2 separate regions of the Homo sapiens genome follow, and region 1 is linked to region 2. Evidence: chromatin contacts called from ENCODE Hi-C or POLR2A ChIA-PET data. All regions are on one chromosome and are shown on one strand. Each heading gives the region's core, a stretch centred on a gene start or an enhancer-like site at or near the end of the contact. The rest is flanking DNA. Distances are from core to core; before and after follow the strand shown.

What was found. A loop is a pair of places that touch in the nucleus more often than their neighbours do. ChIA-PET counts read pairs that join two places held with the same protein, here RNA polymerase II (POLR2A). Pooled maps may share reads with other maps.
Region 1: a pooled map shows a loop between it and region 2 (2.5-fold over the local background). The contact joins two enhancer-like sites. A Hi-C loop is called at or near these places in 13 of 168 maps with a recorded cell type or tissue (CD4-positive, alpha-beta T cell, CD4-positive, alpha-beta memory T cell, CD8-positive, alpha-beta T cell and 8 more), 12 of 37 single-sample maps with no recorded cell type and 21 of 50 pooled maps. POLR2A ChIA-PET finds 5 or more read pairs at or near these places in 17 of 52 experiments (AG04450, CD4-positive, alpha-beta T cell, CD4-positive, alpha-beta memory T cell and 11 more).

Annotation. Positions count from the first base shown.
Region 1 is chr2:239,333,243-239,340,551 of GRCh38, reverse strand. The region is part of intron 2 of HDAC4 (histone deacetylase 4); the gene reads left to right. Among named protein-coding and RNA genes, the nearest start is that of MIR2467, 15 kb to the left of the region's middle. Within about 2 kb of position 2,396, at least 5 of the 41 ENCODE cell types and tissues checked have a DNase peak (open chromatin) inside an H3K27ac peak, as active enhancers do.
Region 2 is chr2:239,285,688-239,292,845 of GRCh38, reverse strand. The region is part of intron 2 of HDAC4 (histone deacetylase 4); the gene reads left to right. Among named protein-coding and RNA genes, the nearest start is that of MIR4269, 16 kb to the left of the region's middle. RefSeq lists enhancers at 595-1,126, 1,127-1,656. Within about 2 kb of position 3,150, at least 10 of the 41 ENCODE cell types and tissues checked have a DNase peak (open chromatin) inside an H3K27ac peak, as active enhancers do.

The sequences.
Region 1 (7,309 bases), core at 1,147-3,646, 48 kb before region 2:
AGAGGCATCTCTAAGCAGCAGCACCGATGGAGTACCCAGCCTGGAAGTGCTGACACCCCACCATGGTCCTCCTCTGTCCCATGCAGCCCAGCCTTTAGGAGATGCACCAACAGGCATTTGGGTGGCAGACTGGAGCTCAGTGGGGCTGCCCCCACTGGGGCCCCTCTGTAGCTTCTGAGAACAGTTGAATTGTCTATCTGCCTTCACATCTATCTGTGATTTGGTTCCCTTTTGTTCTTCGCCAGTCCTCAGTAGGATTTGGTAAGACGTAATTTCTCGATGGTTCAGGAAGACGGGTGGGGCTGTGTCCATGCTTGCACAGCCTACTGTGAACAGCTGAGCTCACTGCCCTGTGACTGGCTTGGTGTAGCTGAGGCTCAGGGAAGAGCTGGGGTGTCCTGGGGTGAGGGAGCAGCAGCACCAGCAGGACCCCATGCCCCAACTGCTGCAGGGACCATCCTGGCCTGAATGTGTTAGAAACTAGGAGGGTATCTGGGGTGGGGACACATCCCACTCTTCTTGCTTTGTGTTCAGGCCCCCAGCCTCTTTCTGTCATGATGTCTTGATGTCTCCCTACTCAGCTGCTAGCACTTCTGCTGAGGGAAGCAGTCACAAAGGCCGGTGGCCCTGGCCTGAGCATGGATGTGGCTTTCTTGGTTCTTGGCTGCGGTTTCCTTGAACTCTCTGTGGTCTGCAGGACCTGATGCATGAGAATCACATGTGGGGAGGGTGTTTCTTGTGTTTATCAGTGTTTCCATTTCTTTGGAAGTTACCTGGATGCTGTTATGAGTGGATTTGGTGGACTGATTTGCATGGGTGTGGCCTCAAGGACTGCATTTTCTAAGGAGATGGTGTTTTTAATGCCTTAGCCAGGAGATTGCAGGGGGCCGCGGGCCACATGTGTGGTTCTCTGGGAAGATTCTGCTCTGGAGCTCTGCTGAGGGATGTTATTTCAAACTTCAGTACTATCTTCATGAACAAAAGAACAACGTAGGTCTCCGTTGAGTTGCTCACATCACCCGAGAGAGCATGGCTTTGGTGCTCCTCACCCATGTCCAGATCAGAGCATTTAGGCTTCACCTGGGGAATGGACAGGGGCAGGAGCTGGGAGATCACTGCCCAGGGGTGGCTCTGTGTCCGGGGTGACCTGGACTGGGCCCATTGCCTCCTGGGGCTGAGGTTGCTTCCTTTCATCGGGCCCTGTTTCTTTAGAAAGATACTGGGCTTTGACTTTTGCCTTCTGTCGGCACCTGGCCCTGCAGCTGATGGAAACTGGCAGAGCAAAGGACTTCACTGGGACAGTGAGCAGTGGGGCAGCCCTGTGTTTACAGGCAACCCCAGACCCTCTTATGACAGAAGGGGAGGGCAGGGCAGCCGGCCTTCACCTGGATAGGAACAGCAGGTGGCTGATGTATCTGAGTTGGTATATTCATTCAGAGACATTGGTTAAAATTACTTGTCAATATAACATCTTTACCATTGTTTTCTTCAAAGCCAGATTCTGTATTTTCTGATTTTATGTAAACTAAATACATAGTTTTCTTAAATACAGATGACCTCTGCCTTCACAGTTTCTTTGGATACCTTTCAAGTCAGTTTAACACACATGCTCTCCGGAAACAAAACTCAGCCACTGGGGAACCGAACCTACGCTTTTGGTAGAATCTCAGCCTTGGGGGGAGCCTGGAGGCCCTGAGCCCTGGATGACACCTGCTCTGGAATCCTCCACCAGTGGCTTTTGAAATGTGGTTGGTGGCTGAATCTCACTTCTGCCTTGGATGCTTATGGAATCTTCTGGATGGACTGAGCTCAGAATCTCATTGAATACTGTGGTCCTCTCAGTCTGAACTTTGTACCTAAAAATCCACGGGAATCTCATAGCAGCTGCTGAGGATTTGGAGAACTCCCTTAGAAAAATAAAAGGAATTTATTTTTTCCTATTTTATGTAGTGGCTATTTAAATTTTGAACATCAAATGGTAGTTTTGGATTTTAAAAGCTCAGTGTGAATAAACTTTGAGCTCAGATGCAGCCGTTCTTTTAGTGTGTCAATTTTAATAGGTGTCATTTGATGTTTGCACTAGGGGGTTGGACGAAGGTCGGTGTGAGAATCTCAGGGATAACTGGGCTGCTGCAGGGGTCAGACAAGGCCTCCTGTAATAGGGATTTTGGGGCACTGATGGAATGAAGGGAAGCGGGAGGAGAGGGTAACGAGTAGAGGCTGCCGCTGCCCCAGTTGTATTAGAGGGTGGTGAGGGACGTGGTGGATAGGAAGCTGCATGGGCCTCCAGGAACTCACTGCACTGGCTTTGAGTCGCGAGAGAGGTGCCACGGGAGGTCTAGAAACCGTGCATTTTGGGACTGAGATAAAACACGTCCAGCTGGTGGCACAGACCAAGCCAGCTGGGAGCGGAGTTGTCTCTCTGTGCTTGTCTGGAGTACCTGCCTGTGCTCTCTGAGCAGCCTCTGCACCTGGCTGGTGGGCGGGGCTGAGCCTCACCTTCAAGGCTGCAGATTCCCTGGCTTTCGGTGTGCTGGGGGATGCCTTCTGCATGGCCTGGCTTTCCTGGGATTTCCAGACCAGATCCACCTCTTTCTCCCCTTTTTCTTTGTCTTTCTGCCCCCGAAGAGATAGCAGTGTACAAAAACAAGCCAGCATTTCTTGTTCTCTTGCTATTTGTAATTGTCCCGAGCCTGGACTGGGTCCAGTCCGCTCATTTATTCTGCCAGGGCCCAGTCTGCAGATCTCAGCCGAAGCCGGTTGTCCTGCCTGGCTCGCTCTGTTCCTGGAAAGCTTTGTCACGCACAGCCAGGGGCCACTTTGGGTGCATCCTGTCTCCCCCGTCGCCGTATGTTTGGGAGCAGAAGTTGGCTCTGGTCAGATATGTGGATGTTAATTTATCCTCATTCTTGGAAGCAAGTTGGGAGCTCAGAGGAAAGGAAGAGCCACAAAATGTCAAACCCAGCAGCGGCCATCTGACTCGGTTGCTCATCGCTATAATATGTGATTAAGATGGAAGTGTTTGATTTCCTCGCTTGCCGGATTTAGGCCTCATTTTGCTTACTCCCGTGAGTCCTGATTTCTTCCTGTTAGAGAGAGGAAGTTTGCAGCGATAACCGACTTGCAGTGGGGTTTTCTGTGAATGGAGCTTGTATTGGTGCGATGTGTGGCGTGGGAGTCCCCACCGGTTAGTGGCTTATGCAGGGTGTGAGTTTCTCTCAAAGTGGACGTTTTCTGCCTTCCCGGAGCCAAAACGTTTATTTCGCCGGTGAGTACAGCTGAGTCTCACGTGCATCTGACAGCAGTGTCTCCGAGCCTTGCCATTTCCTCCACTCCCTCCCTTGGAGCCGTTTGTGTGACAACCTGCTGTTCAGTAAAACCAGTTTAGTGGAGTGGGTGTGTGTTAATTCTAGTCCATGTGTTTAAAAATCAATTCATATGATGAGAATGGCACTTTCCCCCGTGGTCTTCCTCTCAGTAACCCATAGCCCCAGTCCAACCATGGGAAAAACATCAGACAAATTCCAGTAGACACCCTTCCTACAGTCTACTCTTGCCAGGCCCACTCGATATGCCAAGGTCATCAGAAACAAGCATCCTTTGAGAAACTGTCACCACCAGGAGGGATCTCAGGACATGCGACACCTAAGTGTGATGTGGAATTCCTGGATGGGATCCTGGATGGATCTTGGAATACAGTAAAAGACATTAGTGGGAAACTTCAGGAAATCCTAAACTCTAGAATTTTAGTTAATGACAGTAATGTCAGTATTGGTTCCCAATTGTGACTAACATACCGTAGTAAGGTAGGATGCTAATAATCGCGGGGAATGTGCAGGTGGTATTGGTAGGGTATATGGCAGCTCTCTCTACTGTCTACTCAAGTTTTAATAAAATATGTCAAGAATTTTGAGTTCACAAAATGAAGTACATTTATAGATACTCTCTTTTGCTTAATGTTTGTTCATGAATGGCTGTATACTGTAGTTACTTTAGCACCTAGCTTTTACAGTTTTTCCTTTGGGGACTCTTTTTTTTATGGTTGTGCATGGATGTGGTAGAGTAACTTAACAAGTCATTGTTGGTGGACAGGGAGTTTGTTTTCAGCCTTTCCATTGTTGTTATTATAAACATGTAGCCTTGAAGACCGCCAATGTCTAAGTGAACTTTTTAACTGAAGTATCACAGGCATCCAGGAAAGTGCAAGAATCATGACTGCTTAGCTTGATGAACTCTCCCAAAAGGAAGATGCCTGTAACTGCTACCCAGATTGTGAAATGGGACATCCCAACACCCAGAAGCCCCGTATATGTCCTCTCTCAGTTACTGTACCCTCACTCTCACACCCTCTAGATACCACTTCTCTAGCTTCTAACATGAGTTTCTCCTGGTTTTGAACGTCATATAAATCACGTAATACTTATTCTTATTGTCTGGATTATTTCACTTGACAATATGTTAGATTTATTGATATTGTGGCTTATAGTAGTAGTTTCTTCATTTAATGGGTATATAATATTTCATTGTATGAACATATCACAAATTATTTATTGGTTCAATTGCTGATGACATTTTGGTGGTTTCCAGTTTGGAATTATGTATAATGCTACTGTAACATTCTTGTATATTTCAATTGGTTCATATAAGTATGCAATTCTTTTGATAAGGTGTATGTGTGCCAAACAGTTCTTCAAATTGATTGTACCAATTTACACTCTGACCTATAGAATGTTGCTCTGTCCTTGCCAATACATGGTACTGTAATTCTTTTTCATTTTAACTATTGTAGTTTCATTTGTATTTCCCAGATTACTAAAAATGTTGAATACCTTTTCATACGTTTATTGACCAACTAGATGTCATCTTTGGTGGAGAAGTTTCTATTCATTTAAGAAATTGGTTTGTCTTTATTTTTCTTACTGAGTTGTAGGAGCTATTTCTGTACACTGGCTATGAATGAGCTTTTTGTTGTTTGTTGCTATTTTCTATGTGTGTGCTGCGTTTTCCCTTTCTTAATGGTGTTTTTTTTTTTTTTTTTTTTTTGCTGAACAGATGCTCTTAATTTTAATAGTCCAATTTAATAGTTTTATCTATGCCTATTTGAAGATATTCTATATTATTTTTGATAAACTTCATTGTTCTATCACTCATTTAGATCTGTGATCCACTGGGAATTTTTTTTTTTTTATGTGTGAGGTAGGGATTGAGAGTTACTTTTCCGTTTGGAAATTCAGTTGGCCTAACAGTATTTATTTAAAAGAGTCATCCTTTCTTCTCTGCTATCCAATGCAACTTTGTCATAAGTGAAATAAATTATATAAATGGATCTGTTTTTGCACTTTATTCTAGTTCATTGGTCTGTTTGCATATCTGTGTACCAGTGCAACACTGTCTTAACTAATAGATTTGCAGTTAACCATAGTATCTAATAATGTAGGTCTTCCAACTTTTTAAAACTTTTCAAAGCTTGTTTTGGTTCTTTTTAGCCCTTTGCATTTCCATATGGATTTTTTTTTTTTTTTTTTTTGAGATGGAGTCTTGCTCTGTCTTCCAGGCTGGAGTGCAGTGGCACGATCTTGGCTCACTGCAAGCTCCGCCTCCCAGGTTCACGCCATTCTCCTGCCTTAGCCTCCCCAGCAGCTGGGACTACAGGTGCACGCCACCATGCCCAGCTAATTTTTTTGTATTTTTTAGTAGAGGGGGGTGTTTCACCGTGTTAGCCAGGATGGTCTTGATCTCCTGACCTTGTGATCCACCTGCCTCGGCCTCCCAAAGTGCTGGGATTACAGGCATGAGCCACCACGCCCGGCCTCCATATGAATTTTAAAATCAGCTTTTCAATTTCAACAGAATACCTGCTGTGGTCTCAATTGGGATCCACTGATTTGCATATGAAATCAGTTTATTAGGAGTCTTCTAATCTACGAATATGCTACGTCTCTCTATTTTTTTCGAGCATCTGTAATTTCTTTCGATCATATTTTGTAATTTTCAGTATAGAGGTCTTAGTTTTTTTTTATTTGTTTGTTTTGAGATGGAGTCTTGCTCTGCTGCCCAGGCTGGAGCGCAGTGGCACAATCTCAACTCACTGCAACCTCCGCCTCCCAGGCTCAAGCAGTTCTCGTGCCTTAGCCTCCTGAGTACCTGGGATTACAGGCACATGCCACCATGCCTGGCTAATTTTTTCTATTTTTTGTAGAGACGGGGCGTCACCATGTTGATCAGGCTGGTCTCGAACTCCTGACCTCAAGCAATCCGTCCTCCTCGGCCTCCCAAAGTGCTGGGATTACAAGCATGAGCCACCGTGCCTGGCCTAGAGGTCTTTTATTTCTTTTGTTAGATTTACTTCTAGGTTATGCTGTTTTGTTGGGGGAATTTTATTTTTGTAATGTTTAGAAGCACAATTCATTTTTGTATATTTGTCGTGTCTCCAGATACCTCGCACAGTGTTTATTATTATACTCATTATCTATATATTCTTTTGGGTTTTTAATGCATATTGTCTATGGACGGTGAATGTTTCATTTCTTCTTTGCTAATTTTTAAAACTTTTATGTCTTTCTTGCTTTGCTGCACTGCCTAGGACCTTCAGTCAAATGGTAATAGTAGGCATCTATATCAGTCATTGGTAGTAGTAGGCATCTATGTCTTATTCTAATATCAAGAGAAAAATTTTTAGTATTTCATCATTATAGATAAAATTTGCTATAAGTTCTGTGTAGTCCATGAGATGAATGCAGTTTACTTTTGTTCTTAGTTTGCTGAGTTTTTCTGATAAGCAGCTGTTAAAATATTAGATGGAGTCATGTGAAATTGCAGATATTTGATCTTTTTCCATCTACAAAAAATGGTATTTTCATTTGGTTCAACTTAATGTATTAGACTTTTTCTGCATCTGTTAATAGTCTTATGCTTTTTTTCTTTATTTTATTGTGTTGAATTTTCTGATTGACTTGAATGTTAAGTCAACCTTACACTTCTGTAATAATTATTATAATGTGTTATTCTTTTTATATACTGTTGAATTTACATTGCTTATAGTCAGTTTAATTTTTATCATCTAAAGATATGAGATTGACGTGTTATTTTTTCTTGAAATGCTTTGTCACATTTTAATATTAAAGTTATACTAATCTCTTAAAATATGAAGTTGCTTTCTTCTTCTATTCCTAGGATTGCCAAAATTTTTCTGTAGAGAGTCAGTAAAGACTTCATGCTTTGTGGACCACATATGGTCTCTATTGCACGTTTTTTTCCCTTTTTTCTTTTCTTTCTTCTTTTTTTTACCAACCACTTAATGTAAAATCCC
Region 2 (7,158 bases), core at 1,901-4,400:
CTTGTAATTTCTGTTTGGGTATTAAAAGGACGGTCTAGGTCCACGTGAGAGACCTGGTGAAAGAGAGCCTCCTTGGCTTCTGGTAATGAACTTCCATCACCCCCCTTCCAAACAAAGAAACAAAAAAGAAACAGTATCCTCTCGACCCAGCCTCCCGCCTTAGTCTGCTAGTTCATGACACTGGATCATGCCTTATTTGACCTGACCCATTACTTGGCTCGAGTTCCCAGATAGGATATATTGACTTGCTTTTCTGGAAGTAAAGAGATGCATTTTAGATGTGGGTTGGTGGGTCTGTATTTTCTGGGCCCTGCCAAGTATGCCCACAGGGGTACTGGTTTCTCGCTGGAGTGGTGGGGTCACTGCCAGCCCTTCAGATTTGTTTGGCTCTGTGCTCCAGATGGACAGCGGGGCTCAGCCTCCACTGCCCATCTCAGTGCAGAAGCTCTCCAGGGTCTTTCTGTCACACATCTAACAAACAGCCAGTGCTAGAAAGGGGTTTATCCTCGAACGCAGAGAGCAGTGAGTGAGGGCATCTTGTCTTCTGCCGTACCAGGTGAAGGTGACCTCAGGGTCCCCTGGGACTGCTTCTGCAGGTGCTCTGGGAGCCAGCGCATTGCAGCACCTGCCCGGCTGGGAGTCCCCAGCCACACTGACAAAACACCGGAACACTTGGGGCCCCACCTACCATCCTGGCCGTCCCCTTGCCTGCCTTGCCACGATGGGCAAGCACAGCCCCTGGCGTGGCCGTCCTGAGCTGGGCTGTGCGCGCAGCCCCTGGTGTGGCCGCCCTGAGCTGGGCTGAGCTGGGCCGAGCTGGGCCGTGCGCGCAGCCCCTGGCGTGGCTGTCCTGAGCTGGGCTGTGTGCACACACCAGCATCCTGCCCCATCAGTTGCTGTGCTGCAGACAAAGGAGGGATCCACTGGAGCGGGAACTCTTGCAAACAAAGGTTCTATTTTCATGCAAATGTAATCGGCGGCTCCCGGGGAGAAGGCCCAGCTAGCTGGGACTCTTGAGCTTAGGCCCCTTTTCTAGAAGGCGATGGTGGACACTGGAAATCTTCTTTATGATATCTGTGTGGACTTAGAAGAACCAAATAAGAAGCTCTTACATAGATATTGCCCTTCCCCCGACCTGCCAGCTAGGGCTGTAAGTAGAAATTAACCTAAATTAGGAAGATAATTGTCCCTGTGTTAATTGTAGGTTGTCTTTTAAAGCTGTTTTCATTCTCCAGGCCTGAGCAGCAGGCTGGCTTCGGGCCCTACCGTGGGTTGCTGCGCATTGACACCCATGAAAACCAAAGTTCCAGAGGGGCGACCTAGCGGCCTTCCTGCTTTCCAGAGCTCCAGGGTCTCTAGATGATGACGTTTCTTTGAAAATCCCACTGCAGCTCTTCCTGTGTGCCCTCAGGCCCCCCGCCACCCAGGGGACCCCTCTTTGAGGGCGATCAGGCTCTCAGCCCAGGCCATGTAAACAAACACCGGCTATTTTCAGCAAGCCTGTGGTGTCGCAGCTGGCCTGGCAAGGCCCATCCCCGTGTGCACTTGGCCCTGGCCAGCCCGGGCCAGCCCTGGCAGGCGAGCCATGCCTTGGAACGTTCTTACCCGCCATGCTTTTCAGTTTTGTCATAACACCCCCTGGCACTCGACGGCAGCGTCCCAGTCAAAAGGGGGCTGAACAAGGACCCCAGGGACTATTGTATTTGGGGTTTTCTTTGTTGGGAACTTGGATTTCTGTTTGAAAGTGCTTGGTAAAACCTGCCGTCCTCCCTGTCCCGGGCACGCACCAGCAGGTGGAGGCAGGCGCTGCCTTCTGAACGGCTCTTTCCTTTTGTCCTCGGTTTTCTTGAGGCCTGGCTCACTTATTCCATTAGTCATGATTGGATAAAGCTTTTAAAGAAAAATCCCCACCCCTTGCCTTACTGTGCCACGAAAAATTCCTGAGTGAATGAGCGAAGCCACCCACTTGATAGGAGCCCTGGAGGCTGCCTTTCACATGGACTTTCAGGTGGGCCAGGCCCTGTATAGAACCCCGGCCCTCCCCATAGTGCCCTAGAAACACACTAAACACGGGAGCGTGTGTGGTGTGTGTGTGAGTGCGTGCGCGTGTGTGCGTACGTGAGTGCGTATGTGAGTGTGTGCGTGCGTGTGTGTGCATGCGCGTGCGAACTGAATGCATGCGTGCGCGCATGTGTGGTTGTGTGTGCGTACATGTGTGTACGTGACTGCTTGTGCGCACGTGCCTGTGTGTGTGTGTGTGTGTGCCTACTCCCATTTCAGGAGCTTGCCCTGCCTGTTTGATTTTTCTAAAGATTGACACTCTAAATCCCCTTTCTCTCCAAAACTCTCTTGGGGTGATATGGAAGACTCCTAGGGTCTCCAGTTTTACCATATTCTCCCTAGTCCACACAGAAGGTGTCCTTCAGCCACATAAAATGGGCCACTCATTGGTGCTGGACATCCTCACGCCATTGGTGCTGGTGTCCCCATGTCGCTGGTGCTTCATGTCACGTGCCGTTGGTTCTGGGTGTCCCCACAGCCTGGCCTTAGGGTGCTCTGTTTCTTTATAGTTAAGGAATTAGCTCAGCTGACAGGGAACTAGGTAAGAGTAAAGTCTGATAACATGGAAAATGTTAGTGCACATTTGAAAAAAAATAAATTTAGTAAAAATGTTGATATATTTTAAGTTTGAATGACAAGACTTGAGTGAATTTTTCCTGGTTAATGTTGTGTCTTTTGATTAAGCCATTTCAATGGAGTGTACATTTATATTAACTCTTGATGCCTTTTTTATTTGCCGTAATTGGATTAGAAAATAAGATCTTTTCTGTAGTTGATAGAACTTTGTTAATTTTATTCTCTCATTTGTTTTCCTTAACTCAAAAATGGTGAGTAAAGATCACGATGCTGTTTTAAAATTTAGGAAGTGGTGAACCATCAAGAGGATAAGGTTAGGTGTAATTTGAAGGATGATTATGAAGTGAGGGTTTATGCAGATTTGTGCACCAGTGTGTACAGTAGGGAAACGGAGGGTTATAACCAGGGGCATTCTCAGAGTTTGGGCAGGATCAGGCAGCGGGCAGAGCTCTGGTGCCCCATCAGGCGGGGACTTTGGGGGGTGCTCTCTGCTCTCCGTGGGCTCCCACATCAGATGAGCCAGGTGGCTGGGAGGGGCCCTGCGTGCCCAACACAGTGGCTGAGGGGCTGCTGCTCCTGCCCTGTGATGTGTGCTCTCTCCCCAGCCTGGATTTCCAGAAGAAAAGACCTCTGCTCCTCCTGTCTTTTTATTCTTTATTGGCCTGGTGCTGGGCACTTAGTTGGAGTTCAGTAAAGGTTTAGTGAGTGAAGAAGGAAAAAATGTTACTTAGAAGTGTTTTACTCGACTTCCTTGATCTGGAAACACACACACATATTGTAACATAAGAAAAGTTATATGCAAAAACAGTTCTTAAATGACACCTCGACTAAGACAAAACACAGACCTTTTCTTTTGTGGTTAGTGCTTTTTCGTATTTCATTTAAAAACAAAACAACCACCAAAAAACCTTCCCTACCTCAAGGCCATAAAGATAACCTTGTATATTTTCTCTTAAGGCCTTTGACGTTTTGTCTTTCATACTTAAGCCTTTGGTTTTTGTGTGGGGTGCAGGGTGGGGATCAGTTTCATTTTCTTTTCTCATTTTGAGAACCATAATGTTTGACACTTTACACCCTTTCTCTGGGATAGCTGTGCGGCCAGCTCATCCTCCAAGTTCAATCTGTTTTGGACCCTCCCTGTGCTCAGCTGCTCCAGAGCCTGTCCTGGGGCCAGCAGGGCACTGTCTCCTTGACAGGCGCTGCAGCCGCACTCCCCTGTCTCAGCCCCCTCCCTGCAATTGTCCCAGCTCCTCCTAAGCTGTGACTTGTCTAGAGACAAGTTCCTTTAAAAAGCCTAGCCTGAAACTTGATTGGAATTGCATTGACTCTATGGATGAATTTGAAGGCAGGGTTGGCATCCTGACAGTATATTTGTGTGTGTGGCTTCTCTTTCCCTCCATCAGGTCTTCTTTACTGTCTTTTTTCAATAGATTTTTATAATTTTCTCTATAAAGGTCTTGTACGTGTCAAGTTAGATTTATTCTTTATTCTTTGGTAGATTGTAGTTGTTTTGTTTTTCTGTTGCAGACAATACGTTTTTTTTTTAATTAAGTTTTCCCTTGCTAGTTTTTGGAATTGCAGTTGATTTTTATATTTTATTTTTATATCCAATCATCTTATTAAAATCTTATAATTTCTAAAAATTTTTTTCTGTAAATTCTTCAGGGTTTCTAAGACAAAGACTGTTAAAGTAACGATGCTAGTTTAGTGTCTTCCTCTCCAATTCCTGTGTTTATTTTCCTTGTCTTACTGTGCTAGCTGGGAATTCCAGTTCAGTTTTGAGTAAGAGCAGAAATACTGGACTTCCTTCTGTCGTCCTTGACATTAAAGAGAAGATTTTTAACATTTTTCCCAATTTAAGTATGATGTTTGACATAGGTTATTTTAGATTCCCTTTTTCAAGTTAAGTTCATGGATAGCTGTGTTCCATTAGCCAAATGCTTTTACTCCGTCTGTTGTGATGATCGTATAGTTTTCTGTTCTAATTTTCTGTTAAACTTCCCTTATCTCTTCCAGTGGATTCAGCTTGTTTGTGATAAATCTTGTCATTTTCATACTTTGCTAGCGCTTCAGGATTCTTCATCTCTGTTCTTGAATTGGAGTGGACGGTAATTTTCCTTTTTTAAGGTCTTTTTTTTTTTTAACTTACAGGGATAGTTTATTTAAGATTAGAATTAATTATTCCTTGAAAGTTTGTAAAAATTAACCTCAGACTATTTGGGGTTCATATTTCCTTGGTGGTTTGATGTTTTAACTACTGATTTAACATCTTTAATGGTTACTGATAACCTGAACTTTTAATTCCTGTCATATGGATTTAAAAGAAAGTTTTTAGGAGTCCTACTTAATCTACGTTTTCAATTTTATTGTCATAGATTTGCTTCTGGTGTTTACATCTTTGCTGGATTTGTCTCTGTGTACCCGTTTTCATTTACAACATGACTTAGTCTTCTTCTTGATTAATCTGTATTAATCGTTTTGAGTCACTCTGGCTTTGTGGATTCCCTTAGTTGTAAGTCAGCTTTCTGTGTTTTAAATGCCTGCTCTTATCTTCCTGGTACTTTCTGTGGCTGGCTGCACCCAGTGTTCTCTCTCTCCCGAGGTTGGATGTGCAGCTCCCATTAGTTCTTAGCCTTCCTTCTGTTATAAGCTACACAGTTCCCTTGAAGTAGGCATTGGGTGCATACAACAAGTTTTGACACTTAGCATTTTCATTTCCATCCCAAGTTTTTAAAAGGTCGTGTCAACAGTACACCTTTGAGATGATGTAAGGAGGTGCCACTTGGTCTCTGTGACCTTCCTCCCAAAAACATACAACCCCATCTGGTCATGACATCAAACAAATTCTGATTAAGGGACATTCTAGCAAACACCCAATCAAGTACTTTAAACTGTCAAGGTCATTAAAAACAAGGCAAGTCTGAGAAACCGTCGCAGCCGAAGGAGCCTCAGGAGTCAGGAGGATAAAGGAAGGACAGTGGGGTCCTGGGTGGGGTCTCAGAACAGGAGGACCACAGGGAAAACAGGAAATCCAGGCACGGCTGCAGTTCATGCTGATGGATCACTGTGGGCTCACGAAGTGTGACGCATGCCCCATCCTGGTATAGACGTGATCAAATGCCTCGTATTGTCCGAGAGGTCCCCAGGACATTCCCTGCCCAGGCCAGTGTCCAACTCCCTGTGCACTTGTCCTTCCTGCTTGCATCAGACACTCTCCTGCTGGGGTCACTTTCTCTTTTCTTTATGAACACATACCCCTTAGGAGTAGCTTTAGTAGACCTGTTGGTGATACAGTCCTTGCGTGTGTATGTGTGTCTGATCTGAAAATGTCTCTATTTCACCAACATGCCTGAGTGACTGTTAGGCAAAACTTGGAGGTGAGTTTTCTTTTTCTCCTTTCATCACGTTTGGTGTATTCTTCTCATCCTTGGCCGGCCTACCTCAGCATAGCAGCCGCTCCTTCCTTGTCTGTCTGTGTCTCACTGGCTGCTCGTCACATCTTCTTTTGTCCTTGATGCTCCCAGTTTTGTCAGGGTGTGTTTGGGTGTGGAGCACCCTGTTGTCTTGGCATATGTTTGCCTTTGTGTCTGTGAGTTTGTGTGTTTTATCAGTCCTGGAAATCCGCAGCTAGTGCCCCTTTAAATATTGCTCCATAGTCTTCCTTCCTTCCCTTCCTTCCCTTCCTTCCCAGTCCTGCAGAGTCAGCTGTCACACCTCCTCAGGTGGCTCTTATGGGTTTTCAACTCTCCTTGGACTTTTACTTTCAGAATACAAAATACAGGATTTGGGCTCTCCTTCATTTTTGTATTTTGATTCCCTCTGCTCAGCTGATTTCTTCGTCAGGATCTTCTCACTCACCGAATCTCCTTTTTATTTTTGCATGGCATTTATTGCTTAAATCATTCATTGAGGGTTTTCTTTTTTTTAAAATGCATCAATTACACTTATTATTTTTGAAAGTCTACTTTGTTCTTTTCCTAAAATGATTAATTTTGACAATTCTGTTGCTTCCTCTGATTCATTACTTAAAATTTTTCAAGTATTTTCATAAACTTTTTATTTAATCAAAACATACATGGGGAAAATGATAGTGAATAAAGCATTAAGAGATTCTTTGAAAGTTTCAGAAACAGTAATCGTACCATTTCTCATGATATGAGTAACTGAAGAACTTGACTGTCTTTTGATGTGTTTGCTGCCTTTTTTCACTTCTTTCTGTGTTGGCTTGTGTTTGCTTGGGAGCGTATGTCTCGCTGGTCTTACTGTTTGGAAATAGAGGGATGGGAGTGAGGAGGCCGTTCTTCTGATAGGCATGCCACGTGCATTTCCTGGGAGCTGCCCTGGACTCCAGCCCCTGCATCCTGAACGCTGCAGCTCTGGGCTCACCTCGGTCCTGACCCCCATGCAGTCCTCCACCCGCTGCCCTCAACTCTCCTGTCAGCTCGAGTTGCTTTTGTTTCCCTTAATTATATATTTCTGGCTTGTTGGAGGGTTTCCTTACTGCTGGTGAGCCCAGCAGTG